Regions from separate parts of the Mus musculus genome. Here all the other regions are linked to region 2. Evidence: chromatin loops called from intact Hi-C (ENCODE). Cell type or tissue: gastrocnemius. All regions are shown on one strand.

Region 1 (4,000 bases), 360 kb after region 2:
CCTGTGTTTGCACTGTGTTCTAGTCCCCAGGGGCCCCTCCTCTCCCCTCCCCTCCTCTTCCCTCCTCTGCCCTCCTCTGCCCTCCCCTCCCCATGCCAGTCTTCAGTATGGAATGCTCTCCTTGTTCCTTTCCATTCTATTTCAAGGCTTACTTGAATTTCCACCTTTCAGAAACGTCTAACCAGTTTCCTACAGCTCCTTGTCTCCCGTTTCCCGTGAAACACTGCAGTGTATTATTCTATTGTTCTTGCACTGTGCGTTATCACAATTATTAGTTCAGTGTCTTTTCCTTCAAAGGAGACTATAATATCTTTTACGTGTGTGTGTCTGTGTGTGTGTGTGTGTCTGTGTGTGTGTGTGTGTGTGTGTGTGTGTGTGTGTGTGTGTAAAGCTGTGGTTTGCTTGCTTTGGGGAACAGGTTCACACTTTGTAACTCAGTGTGGCCTGGCATCTGCCTGGGCCTTCAGTGTGCCATGGTTACTCATGTGCTCCACCACACCTGCATAGCCTGGTGTCATCCACATCTCACTCCCTTGTTCTATAACATGTGTGGTTCCTTATATCTCAAGGACTGAATGAAGTGAACAAATGAAAATAAAAGGCAGCCACACCCTTGGGCACACACTAGAACCTTTCCAGTTACATCTTAAATTCAGAAACTCTTTGATGTATTCTTTCCAGTCAGTCAGCAAAATTTTTAAAATGGCATTTCCCTATGGATTTTGCATTTCTTTGATTATGAAAAGATTAAGCCCTCTCACATCTGCAAAAATGTCTGTGCACCTTTTTCCGAGGTGAATCATATATTTTATATCAAAAAGCATGAATATATAGCCACTCATTTAGTTAGTCTCAATTCTGTAACTACATACCCATTCTACAGATGAAGAAGTAAGGCTTGTTAGGAAAAGAATTACATGTTGAAAACCGTAGGCCCAGGAACTGAACCCGAGTGTGTCCTGCCCCCAAGCTTCCCTTCCTGATAAATGTTTATATCCCGTTTCCCTCTGTTGAGTTCATTTGTGAGTAGTTATTTCTGAAAACGAAGTCACCTGGATCTAGAATAACAGTAGAAATACCAGCGGCGGGGGCTGCAGAGATGGCTCAGCGGTTAAGAGCACTGACTGCTCTTCCAAAGGTCTTGAGTTCAATTCCCAGCAACCACACGGTGGCTCACAGCCATCTGTAATGAGATGGGATGCCCTCTTCTGGTGTGTCTGAAGACAGCTACAGTGTACTTACATATAATAAATAAATAAATCTTTAAAAAAGAAAAGGAAAGGGAAGGGAAGGGGAAGGGGGAGAGGGAAGGGAAAGGAAAGAAGAGAAAAGAAGTATTCTTGCGCATAGGTAACAGAGGCCGGGGAGTATTGCAAGTTCAAGGTCATCCTGATGTACACAGAGACTTGCTTGGGCTGGTGGGAGGGGCTGAGGGGGTGGCACTGCCCCAGAGAGCTCTGCTTTGTACACGCTCACTGGGGCTCTGCATGACTGCGGTGTTAGTCTGGAACACAGTGGCAGCTCTTCATTATCTTGTACTCGTAGCTTTAATGCTGTGTCTGTCCTGTGTCCCTGCTCCACTGGACTTCCAGAGTATTGTTACTGCCCCCAAGTGACAAGTTATGACATAGCAGTAGTAACCAGTTTGGTCACACCTCTGACCAGAAACATCAGCCGGTTAAATGTACATAATTCCTTAGGCTAAATATTGGCTTACCTAACTAGCATCTCTAATTAGCACCATGAGCTAAATGACTGTTAAGCAACATCTAAACACTTCAGGATCATTACAATGACACACTACATTCATTCTCAGCCTGAAGAATCTTTGTAAGACAGCAAATTCCTTGAAAGAAGAAGATCTGGTGAGTCCAGGCATGCTAGCACATACCTGCAATCATCCCAGCTTCAGTCGTGGTAGAGGAGACAATAACACTCTGGTGGGCTACAGTACAATACCACGAAGCACTGGAAATGAATAGACTCTGGCCGAGAAAGAGCAACCAAAGCCTGGAACAGGGCAAGTGTTCGTAGTCCCGGCTGCCTGCGGGGATGAGGGAAGAGGATAGCTTGAGCCCAGGGAAACACAAAGGCAAACAACATTTAAGAAATAACTAAATATGTAACACAGCATGTGGGTCTGTCTATGAATGCTTATTGTATTGAGTCTAACCAACAGTGAATTATCAACCAGCAGTTAATAAATGTCTTTAGAATACTACTATTGAGGACTAATGGCTAATTTCTCCTTTGTGTTGTAGGAATATGTTTATCCAGAAGCCAGAGACAGACAATACTTATTATTTTTCCATAAAGGAGCCAAAAAGTCACGTTTCGACCTAGAGAAATACAATCAGCTCAAGGATGCAATTGCTCAGGTAAGTCCTATGAGAATTAAACGAGCCCAGCCCTGTCTTCAATAGCATTGTTATCGTTGATAACCGTGGTCCTGCAATCGGGCAGGCGGAGGGAAGGAGACGGCGACCGTTTCCAGTATAAAGGTGGTTAATTAAAACTTTATTTAGCTAAAAGGTTGTTTTTTGGTTTTTTAAGGGGGTTGGCTTCCTGTTAGAAGGATATATTTCTGTTTGTTTGTTTGTTTGTTTGTTTGTTTTAAGGCAGTGGCCTCTGTGACCCAGGCTATCCTTGAACTCACTGTATAGCAGTTGGGAATGAATCAAACTCCTGGTCCTCCTGCCTCCACCTTCCTTTAGGATTGACTCCACCGAAGGTTTAGGAGATGCTGAGGGTTGAGGTGAGAACCCCAGGCTTGCTGGGCAAGTGCTCTGTTGGCAGAGCTGCCCCCCGGCTGGCTTTGCTGTTTGTGGTTGAAGAGACAGGTCTGGATGCCCGCCTTAGGCTGGCCTGTGACTCCAGGTGACACTCCAACCTCAGCCTCTCAGGCACCTGTACACTGTGTGCCCTCACCGTGATGAAAATGGTGAGCCCCAGCTGTGCTGTTGACACAAACACACTGGAATTTTTAGAGCTATTTTTTTTTTCCTTTTTTCATAGTCAGTTCTTCAGACCCTTTTTTTTTTCTGTTTTCTTGTTGTTTTCCTCTTCTATTCTCTCTACAATGACTGATCCAAAGTCTTTCCAAGTCAACTGGATGGACGCTAAAGCCAAAAGCAAACTGCACTGTGGGAGAGCCGAGGAGGGCTGGGCAGGGTACTCGTGAGGTCATTCCGGGGGATGCGTTTTAAAGACACGCTTCCTTTCCACAGAAGCCCCTCTTTCAAACTCCTGCAGTCCCTTTAATTTGGGTGACTAAATCCTCATTTGTTCCCCATAGTCTTGAGATTGCAGAGGTTTTCAACAGTTACCAGAAGGCCTTTCTTCCTTAGAGTGTTTGGCTGCCCTTCTCTGGTGTGTTTGTGTGTGTGTGTGTGTGTGGTATACGTGTGTGTCTGTGTCTGTGTGGTGTGAGTATGTGTATGTCCATGTCTCTCTGTGGTGTGTGTGTGTCTGTTGGTGGGGAAGGTTGTGGTATGTGAGTGTATGTCCATTTATGTGTGTTTTGTGTGTTTATCTGTGTAATGTATTTGTGTCCATGTCTGTGTGAATGTGTTTGTATGTGTGTCTCTGTCTCTCTGTATGTGTCTGTGTGTGTGGTACATATGTATGTGTCTGTGTGAGTGTGTCCGTGTGTTTGTGAGCATATGAGTGTGTGTGTCTGTGTGTGGTACATATGTTTGTGTGTCTCTGTGTGTGTGTGTACATCTATGTGTAAATGAGTGTGTGTGTAATCTGTGCATGTCTTATGTGTGTTTGTAAGTGTGCATGATCATGTACATGTGAGTATGTGTAGTGTGTGTGTAAGTGCACATTGCCTTCTGTGGCTGTGCATGAGGTCATTCTGAGCCACAGGTAATACTGACCAGTCATCTCTAGTCCAGTACAAATAGAGGAACGTTAGCCCCACCCATGCTAATTAATACAACTACTTAAGGATGAGACCCAAGCATGTGACAGGCTCTAAAGATGCTTCAGTTGACTG
Region 2 (4,000 bases):
TGTGTGTGTGTGTGTGTGTGTGTGCATGCATGAGCATACCGGGGTCAGAGGACAGCCTTGGGTGGTGGTCCTATCTTGTTTTCCACAGGGTCTCTTGTTCTCTGCTGTATATGCCAGGCTAGCTGGCCCCAGGGCTCCTGGTGATTCGATTGACTCACCACCTAGACTCACCATCCACCCTGCTTTAGGAGAGCTGGGGTTGTATCAGCATGCTATGGTTGGCTGTATGTGGGCTCCAACGACCTGAGTGCTGGTCCATGTGCTTTCATAGCAAGCAGTTTACCTACTAAGCTATCTCCCAGCCCACTATCATGTACTTCTTGAAGTAAAAGTCTGTGGTTTATATTATTTGGTCGGTTACACAAGTGCAGGGTCACATAGCATGTGCTTATTAAATAATTTTGGTTGAATGTGTCTCTGGCTCATTTACACAATTTACGTACCAATTTATTACCAAATGGGCAACTAAGACACACTCTGCAGTAGAGAATGCAGTAGGCCTAAGGGGGAGATGGCACAGCTTCTTTAGAATTGGTATTCATTCCTCAGGGTCGGGGGGGTGGATCTTGAAGTATCCCCTAAAGCTTTGAGGAGATGCCTAGGTATGGGCTCTGCTGGCTAGGAAGGACAGCTTGCTTTTGCAGGGTCACTTCACATACAACAAGCCCGGAAGAAACAATACACACAGCCAAGTACAGCGACAAGCTCCCAGGAGCTCGTGGGCGGGATGGCAGTTCCATGCAAGCCAAAACAATTTGTACTGAGATCTGGAAGCAGGCTGGAGTGATAAATTAGGCAAGACTGGCAGGTACACTTATTCATTAAAGTGAGAACCAAAAGAACTCATCAGCAAAGTTCTGTGCCTTCTGCCACTTGCTATTAGAAAGCTACCATGTCATCAAGTTTTATAGAATCCACGCAAGGAGAGATGCTAAGTAAAGCGTTAGCATAGCACTGTGCCCCATAGGGAAGTGAGAATAGCTGGATCAAAACACAGAAAGACCCTGTCCTCTAAGTTAGAAATCTGAGTCTCAGGGTCCAGACTCCTGGGGGTCCTTGCATCCAGTCTCTGAATCTGGCAGCCCCTGGAAAACACTTTTATGCAGCCCCATAGTCTCTTCTGGCTATGGAAGGATCAGGCTATCCCTTGCATCCACTTCAAAGGTATTGCTGGTGTGTTATAGAAGGGAATCCAATATAACATGGCAGCAAGAAAATTGCCTTGGCAGTCAGAGAGACTCTGTTTTTTTTTTCCTCCCTTGGACAAATACCAAATGTGTACCTCCAGGCAAGCTGTTTAACCCTTTCAAGCCTTGGTTACTTTATTTATAATGTGGGTAAAATGACAGTATCTTTCTCTTGAGGTTACTGCCAAAGTTAAGCTAGATAATACATGTAAAATTATCTCTATTGATCTTTTCTCAGATTTTAATTTACTTTTAATTAATTTACTTAATTAACTTTTTGAGATTGGATCTCACTAGGTAGCCCAGGATGGTGTGAATCCTTTCTTTTCTTTCTTTCTTTTTTTTTTTTTTTTAAAATATATTGCTGGGAACTGAACTCAGGACCTTATGGCTCATGAGACAAGCATTGTATCTCTGAGCTGGGTCCACAGCCCCCTTGAGATAATCTTTTACATTTTAAGAATTACTATTGTTTTGAGATTTGTGCTTGTGTGTGTGTGTGTGTGTGCGCGCGCGCGCGCATGTGCGCGCAAGCGAGCGTGTAGTAGAAGGCGGAGTAGAAGGCACTTGATACCCTGGAGTTGGAGTTAGGTTGTAAGTCACCTGATATGGGTGCTGGGACCTGAACTCAGGTGCTCTGCAGGACACACATTTAACTGTTGGGATACAGTTCAAGGATGGAGTTGAATGAGAATTCTGAGTGCTTTTTAGAAAACCCTAAGAAGACAAGAGTCTTGTGACCTTGGCTTCTTTGAAACACATAACTGTTTTTGGCATGTGTTTCATGCTTCTCCTAAGTGTAGTTATTCTACGCCTTTGTGGAAAAACACAAGAGGTTTGTCCTTGTGACTGTACACTTCATCCACATGATTCTTTTTTTTTTTTAAAGATTTATTTATTTATTTATTATATGTAAGTACACTGTAGCTGTCTTCAGACGCACCAGAAGAGGGCATCAGATCTCATTACGGGTGGTTGTGAGCCACCATGTGGTTGCTGGGATTTGAACTTCGGACATTCGGAAGAGCAGTCGGGTGCTCTTACCCACTGAGCCATCTCACCCGCCCATCCACATGATTCTTAACACTCAGAGTAAAAACTGTCGGATGCTCTGAATAAAGTTGGCTTTTGCACGAGTCCTTAGTTCACCTCATTTTTAGGCCCTATTCTCCCAGGTTCTTGCTGCCAATTACAGCGGCAGACATGCCACATCTTCAGCACCACTGTCATCATCATCAAACTATGTTGGTAATGTGAGTGCTTCCACAGCCCAGCAGAGGGCGTCAGATCCCTCAGAGCTGATCCTGGTGGTTGTGGGCTGCCTGACTTGGGAGCTGGAAAGATAAGGCTATTTCTTAACTGTGGGGCCATTGCCCAGTTGCACAGTCTAGTGTCTCTGAAATCAGCAGACTGCCTAAGATTGTTACTGACTAGAGAGCAACTGTACCCTTGCTGTCTCTGCCTGCAGAAACAAGTCAGAGTTTGCAGAATGGGTGCCAATAGTTTAGGAGAAAATTCCAGATAACTGTGGAATTTTCTTTTCAAACTGCTGTATCACCAATGCTGTGACAGTGCAAAGGACAACAGATGTGGGGAGGCTGATAGGCCGATTCAGAACGAAACAGCCAGAGGTGCTGGCTCTCCAAGGAGGGGCGGTTCAGACTAGTTTATTAGTTCATTTACTTGCATTTCCCTTTTTGTCTGCATAAGAACTCCACGTACCAGAAGTCTAAGACTAGAGGAGTATTGTAAGCTTGATCTTCACTGATGGGGAAAGATACGGACATGGTGAAAGTACTTCTCTTGTGGCAAACTCAACAGCGTTTTCTTTCTTTCTCTGTGATAAGTTGATGGTGCATCCATCCAATGTTTGTGCTTTGTATTTTGCTGAAGTGTGATAGTAATCAGCCTGGCACACACAAAGAGCTCAGTGGACATTAACTATGCACACCAGTATTAGCAACAGGTCTGCCATCAGACTTGCTTCTGTTACCTTGAGATACATTTAAAAACACGATCTTATCCTTATTTTTGCTTATGTATATCTGTGTGAACGTATGATGTGTATGTGAGTATATATGTGCCCATGGAGGTCAGAAGAGGGCACCTGGTCCCCTGGAGCCAGAGTTGCAGGTGGTGTGGGCCACCTGATATGGGTCCTCTAGAAGAACAGCCTGCGTTTTAAACCACTGAGCCATCTCTCCAGCCTCCCTTCAGCTACAATGACAGAGAACTACATCACCTTCTATGAAGACAACATATAATGGGGAAGGGACTCATGCGGCCCAGCCCTTGGCTGACGAGCTTCGGGCAGCTGATGCCGGCCAGCTGCTGGCGCAGGGTGAGTCACTTTTTGTCAGCGGTCCCTGGTAAGTTGCCTGTGCTTCAGTAAATTACCCATGCACATGTTCACATGGGCTACCCTGGTGAAGCTCAGTGAGTCTAAAGAAATAAAAGGCAGGACCATAAGAGGGGTGTGCTGGGAAGAAGCGGTCCAGAGGGACTGGGGGACGGGGTGAGTGGGAGGATGGAGGATGAAGAAGGTGGGGGTGACTATGACGCAAACACCTTATATGCATCTATGAAATTACCAAAGGGTAAATTAGAAAAGGCGACATAGAGAAGCTGATTGAGAAAGGACAGTAACAATCACCTCTTTCCCACGCCCACAGGGAGTCCTTGCGCGTAGGAGACAGCATGAACTATGCTTGGGATTAAAGGCTGAATCGGAAACTCATTTTCTAAAAACTAGGCTTTGGTATGGAAACTAGGGCTGTAAGGGGAAACTGTAAGCCCTGCATTAACTCCAAGTG
Region 3 (4,000 bases), 320 kb after region 2:
TCCATCAACCTCCCTTCCCAACTGACCCTCTCCTATCCTGTGTCCCTCCTCTCTCCTCCCCCTCCCCTCTCTCCCTTCCTCCTTTCCTCTTCCCTTCCTCTCTCCCTTCCTCCCTCCTCCCTCCCTCCCTCCATCTTCCTTCCCCTCTTCCTTCCTTTCTTCCCTCCTTCCCTCCCATTCCTCCTTTCCGGCTTCCCTCCTTTCCTCCCTTCCTCCCCTCTCTCCGTCTCCCTCCCTTCCTTTACGAGACGGAGGGAAGGATGTTCAGGCAGTCACAGCTGGCATGTGTCCTGATCAATTCCATCTGGAAGACAACACCCACAGCACTTCTCTCTGTCCTTAAGTTTCCTAGGGCTTTCTACCTGTCTCGAGAAGCTGGTGTGATTCTGATAGGTCAGCCTTTATGTGTTACTTGGCCTTTTTCCTTTGTGGATTTAATATTCTTTGTTCTGTGTGTTTAGTGTTTTATTACGTGGCAAGAGCATTTTCTTTTCTGACCCAGTCTATTTGGTGTTCTGTAAGCTGCTTGTACCTTTGTAGGCATGCTTTTCTTTCGATTAAGAAATTTTCTTCTATGAGCTTGTTAAAACTATTCTTTGAGCTGGGAATCTTCTTCTCCTTCTTTTATTCTTAGGTTTGACCTTGTCTTGGTATCCCAGATTTCCTAGATGTTCTCAGTTTTATAGATTGAACATTTTCTTGGACCGATGTATCTATTTCTTCTATCGTATCTTCAGCACCTGAGATTCTTTCTCTCTTCCATCTCCTGTATTCTGTTGGCGATGCTTGCATCTGTTGTTCCTGTTGGCTTATCTAGGTTTTCCATCTCCAGGTTTCCCTTGGTTTGTGTTTTCTTTATTATTTCTGTTTCCATTTTCAGGTCTTGGACAGTTGTATTTGTTTCCTGCAACTGTTTGTTTTTTTCTTGGCTTTCTTGACATTCTTTAAGGGATTTATTGATTTCCTCCAATTTTTAATTGTCTTTCCCTTGTTTTCTTTAAGGGATCTATTTCATTAAGGTCCTCTATCATCTTCATAAAGTTAGTTTTAAGGATGTTTTCATGTGCTTCAACTGTGCTAGAATATCCAGGGCTTGCTTAGTAGCATGGCTGGACTCTGGTGGCGACATGGTGCCCTGGCTGTTGGTGACTGTGTTCTTAATCGGACATTTGGGCTTTTGAGCGATTGGAGGCCTAGGTGCTGAGTTCTGGGTTTGTCTTTGTTGGGATGGGTGTTTCTTCCTTGGTTTCTGTTTCCTCTCTGGTCCTCTGGCTGGAGTGCCCTGTGGTTAAGTAGAGGGTCTCTGCCTGCGTTGGGTGCTGGTTTTCTGATGGCCTGGATGGTCTCTGGTGGAACAGAGCATTTCCTTCCAAGGGGGCTGGAGTTCCGGCTCTGTGTGTGGTCTCTGATCTGGCTGAGAGTCTTCTGGGGTTCAGAATGCTGGCCTTGCCTCTGGTCAGGTAGGAAGCTTCCTTGAGAAGTGTCGGCTAGGGTACGGTGGTGACTCGAACTCAGGTTCTTAAGTCCTCAGAAGGTGAAGCGTTTTGTCCACTGAGCTAGCCCAGCTGGATGAATACTCTGGTCTTGAAAAAGACACTTTGAGACAGCATTGAAAGGATCCGTTTTTATAAGCGTGTGGATCATACTGATGTAACAGCGTGTAACAGGGACGTAGAATCTGACTGATCTAGACTGTGGCACAGTGAGGCTTTTTCTGGCCACGTTTCAGCTTTGGACAAATAGTAGCTATTCATCTAAGCTCATTGGCCTGGTTAGTACAGTATGCTTTGGGGTAGTTAGTATGTATTTGTTTCCGAAATAAGACTCGGTCTTAAAGGAAGCTGTATTATAAATGAATCTTATCCTTACTGCCCTCCTCCTCCTCCTCTTGCTTCTTCTCCTCCTTCTTCTCTTCCTCCTCCTCCTCCTCTTCCTCCCCCTCTCCCTTCTTCCCCTCTTCTCTTCTCTTCTCTTCTCTTCTCTTCTCTTCTCTTCTCTTCTCTTCTCTTCTCTTCTCTCCTCTCCTCTCCTCTCCTCTCCTCTCCTCTCCTCTCCTCTCCTCTCCTCTCCTCTCCTCTCCTCTCCTCTTTCTTTTATCTCACATCTAATTGGGATATTTGGGACTGTTGGAGGGTTGATTAGACTTAGTGTCTTCTTGGGTCTTTTATCTCACATCTAATTGGGATATTTGGGACTGTTGGAGGGGTTGATTAGACTTAGTGTCTTCTTGGGTCTCTGGTCGGTTTGCTCTTCTGGCTGTGTAAGGTGGATGAAGGGAAAGTTAATTTATGTTACCAGTAAGGGACACAAAAGTAGCATTAACTTGGATTTAATTGTGGGATCTAAGGACATGGGATATCTCTTTTTAATACTGAAAGGTTTTGAATTAGCTTAAGTCCTATGACTTGGGGGAAGATAACGTTACAGCGTTTTGTATTCTAAGTTGACACCGCTGGAGATTTTTCTTCCTGGGTGAGGGTTAAAGGTAACCTGTCCAAGCACACACGGAAGGGTGGCCTTATGCATTTCTTACATTAATTACACGTTTTTGCACTTCCCTAACATTCTCAGGTTACTTATCAGATATGTGGACTGCCCTTTACAAAAAATAAAAACTTACTTTCTTTGCAAGGGTCTGTGGTGCTAGCCCATCTCTTTATTTAGCATTGATGGTACCCAGAGACTCCCAGAGACTTCTCTCCCTGGGTATTGTTATGCCATCCACAGACTCTCTCTCTTCACCTTGATTTTGGTCACTCCCTATATGAAGAATATGCACTGTTTACCTAGCATGTCTTTCTTTTTATTAACTATTTGTTAGTTATTTTGTTGTTCGTTGGTGTTTGCTTGCTTGCTTGCTTGGTTTGCTCAGGTTTTGTTTTGGTTGAAGAGCTGAGAATCCACCCCAGGGCTTATGCATGCTAAGCTTGCACTCTTCCACATCCCTAACAAACTAACAAACTTGTGTTTGATTTGATTTTGTGGTTTGTTTCTGTCATCTAGGCTAGCCCTGAACTCCTGTGTCCCTCTCCCAGGAGCTAATATACACATACCATATACATATAAATCTAGCACCATTCTTGGCTCCCAGCAAACTTCCTGATGTGTTTCTTAATGTTAATATTGGCCAAATATTTATGAGATGCTTGCTACTTTAGAACAAAAGAAAACTAGAAAGCTTACTATTTTATTGTGACATATCAAGAATAAAAAGATGCAGCATGGATAATTCTGGTCTGGGGATCACAGGGTATGGGGGTGAGGATGATGAGCATTCATTACCCATTTCCTGGTTGTGTTTGATTTGTTGTTTTTCCTTTGTATTGTTACCATATTTCAAGGAGAAATGGCTAGAACAAAATCATTTTTGTTTATGTTAGTCTCAACAAATTTCTCATGAGAAATCTTTAAAAAAAAATTACAGACCAATATCTGTGTGTGGACGGTTCAATAAATAATAGCCTGGGATGGTGGCTGTAAGTCACAGCTGTTTGGGAGGCTGAGGAAGACGGTGGTTTATGCCCAGGGGTCTGAGGCCAACCTGTGCAACACTGAAAACCTGCCTCTAAATATAATTTTTAGTTGCGATTGTCAGTATCACTACAGAAATGGTCTGGAGAGTTATCCCCACACCATGTAAGCTGTATTCTATAGCAAGGGCCAGCTAAGGCTTTCTTAAGGGGCTGCACTACAGACGTTCTAGCTTTCTAAGACCCCGTGGTTTCTGTTGCAATTACTCATTCCTCTCACCGCTGCTGTTGAAATCTGCTGTTCAGACAGAGAGTCAGTCGACCTGCAGTGGGCATGAGTGAGCTCAGCTGTGTTGCACTAAAACTCTACAAACAGAGGTGGCTGGCCCGCCAGTCCATGCTCTACAGCATCTAACAGAAATCATGTCGTGTACTGTTGACTGCAATATATATATATATATATATATATATATATATATATATATATCGCCAAGGACAATTCGTAAAAATCATAGAGGCTTCTGGCTTTT

What was found. Hi-C counts contacts between places; a loop is a spot of excess contacts. Peaks named below come from ENCODE experiments on the same cell type or tissue, not always from the same donor. Only the 100,000 strongest peaks of a DNase experiment are listed, where the experiment ranks them.
Region 1: a loop joins it to region 2, with 4 times the contacts of the local background. A loop is called at or near these places in 10 of 42 quality-filtered maps.
Region 3: it touches region 2 in a loop (5-fold over the local background); 15 of 42 quality-filtered maps call a loop at or near these places.

What each region holds. Positions count from the first base shown.
Region 1 is chr10:59,449,584-59,453,583 of GRCm38, reverse strand. It overlaps Mcu (mitochondrial calcium uniporter), which reads left to right. Exons shown (of 8, transcript NM_001033259.4): 7 at 2,262-2,378. Among named protein-coding and RNA genes, the nearest start is that of Oit3, 9.8 kb to the right of the region's middle. In gastrocnemius, a CTCF peak has its summit at 1,614 (motif pointing left); a DNase peak (open chromatin) is centred at 1,478.
Region 2 is chr10:59,813,494-59,817,493 of GRCm38, reverse strand. All of the region lies in intron 8 of Micu1 (mitochondrial calcium uptake 1), which reads right to left. Among named protein-coding and RNA genes, the nearest start is that of Gm23803, 2.3 kb to the left of the region's middle. In gastrocnemius, a CTCF peak has its summit at 2,468 (motif pointing right); DNase peaks (open chromatin) are centred at 677, 2,481 and 3,531; H3K27ac peaks cover 975 bases.
Region 3 is chr10:59,494,885-59,498,884 of GRCm38, reverse strand. The region is part of intron 1 of Mcu (mitochondrial calcium uniporter); the gene reads left to right. Among named protein-coding and RNA genes, the nearest start is that of Oit3, 55 kb to the right of the region's middle. In gastrocnemius, no CTCF peak of the experiment used is centred here; no DNase peak of the experiment used is centred here.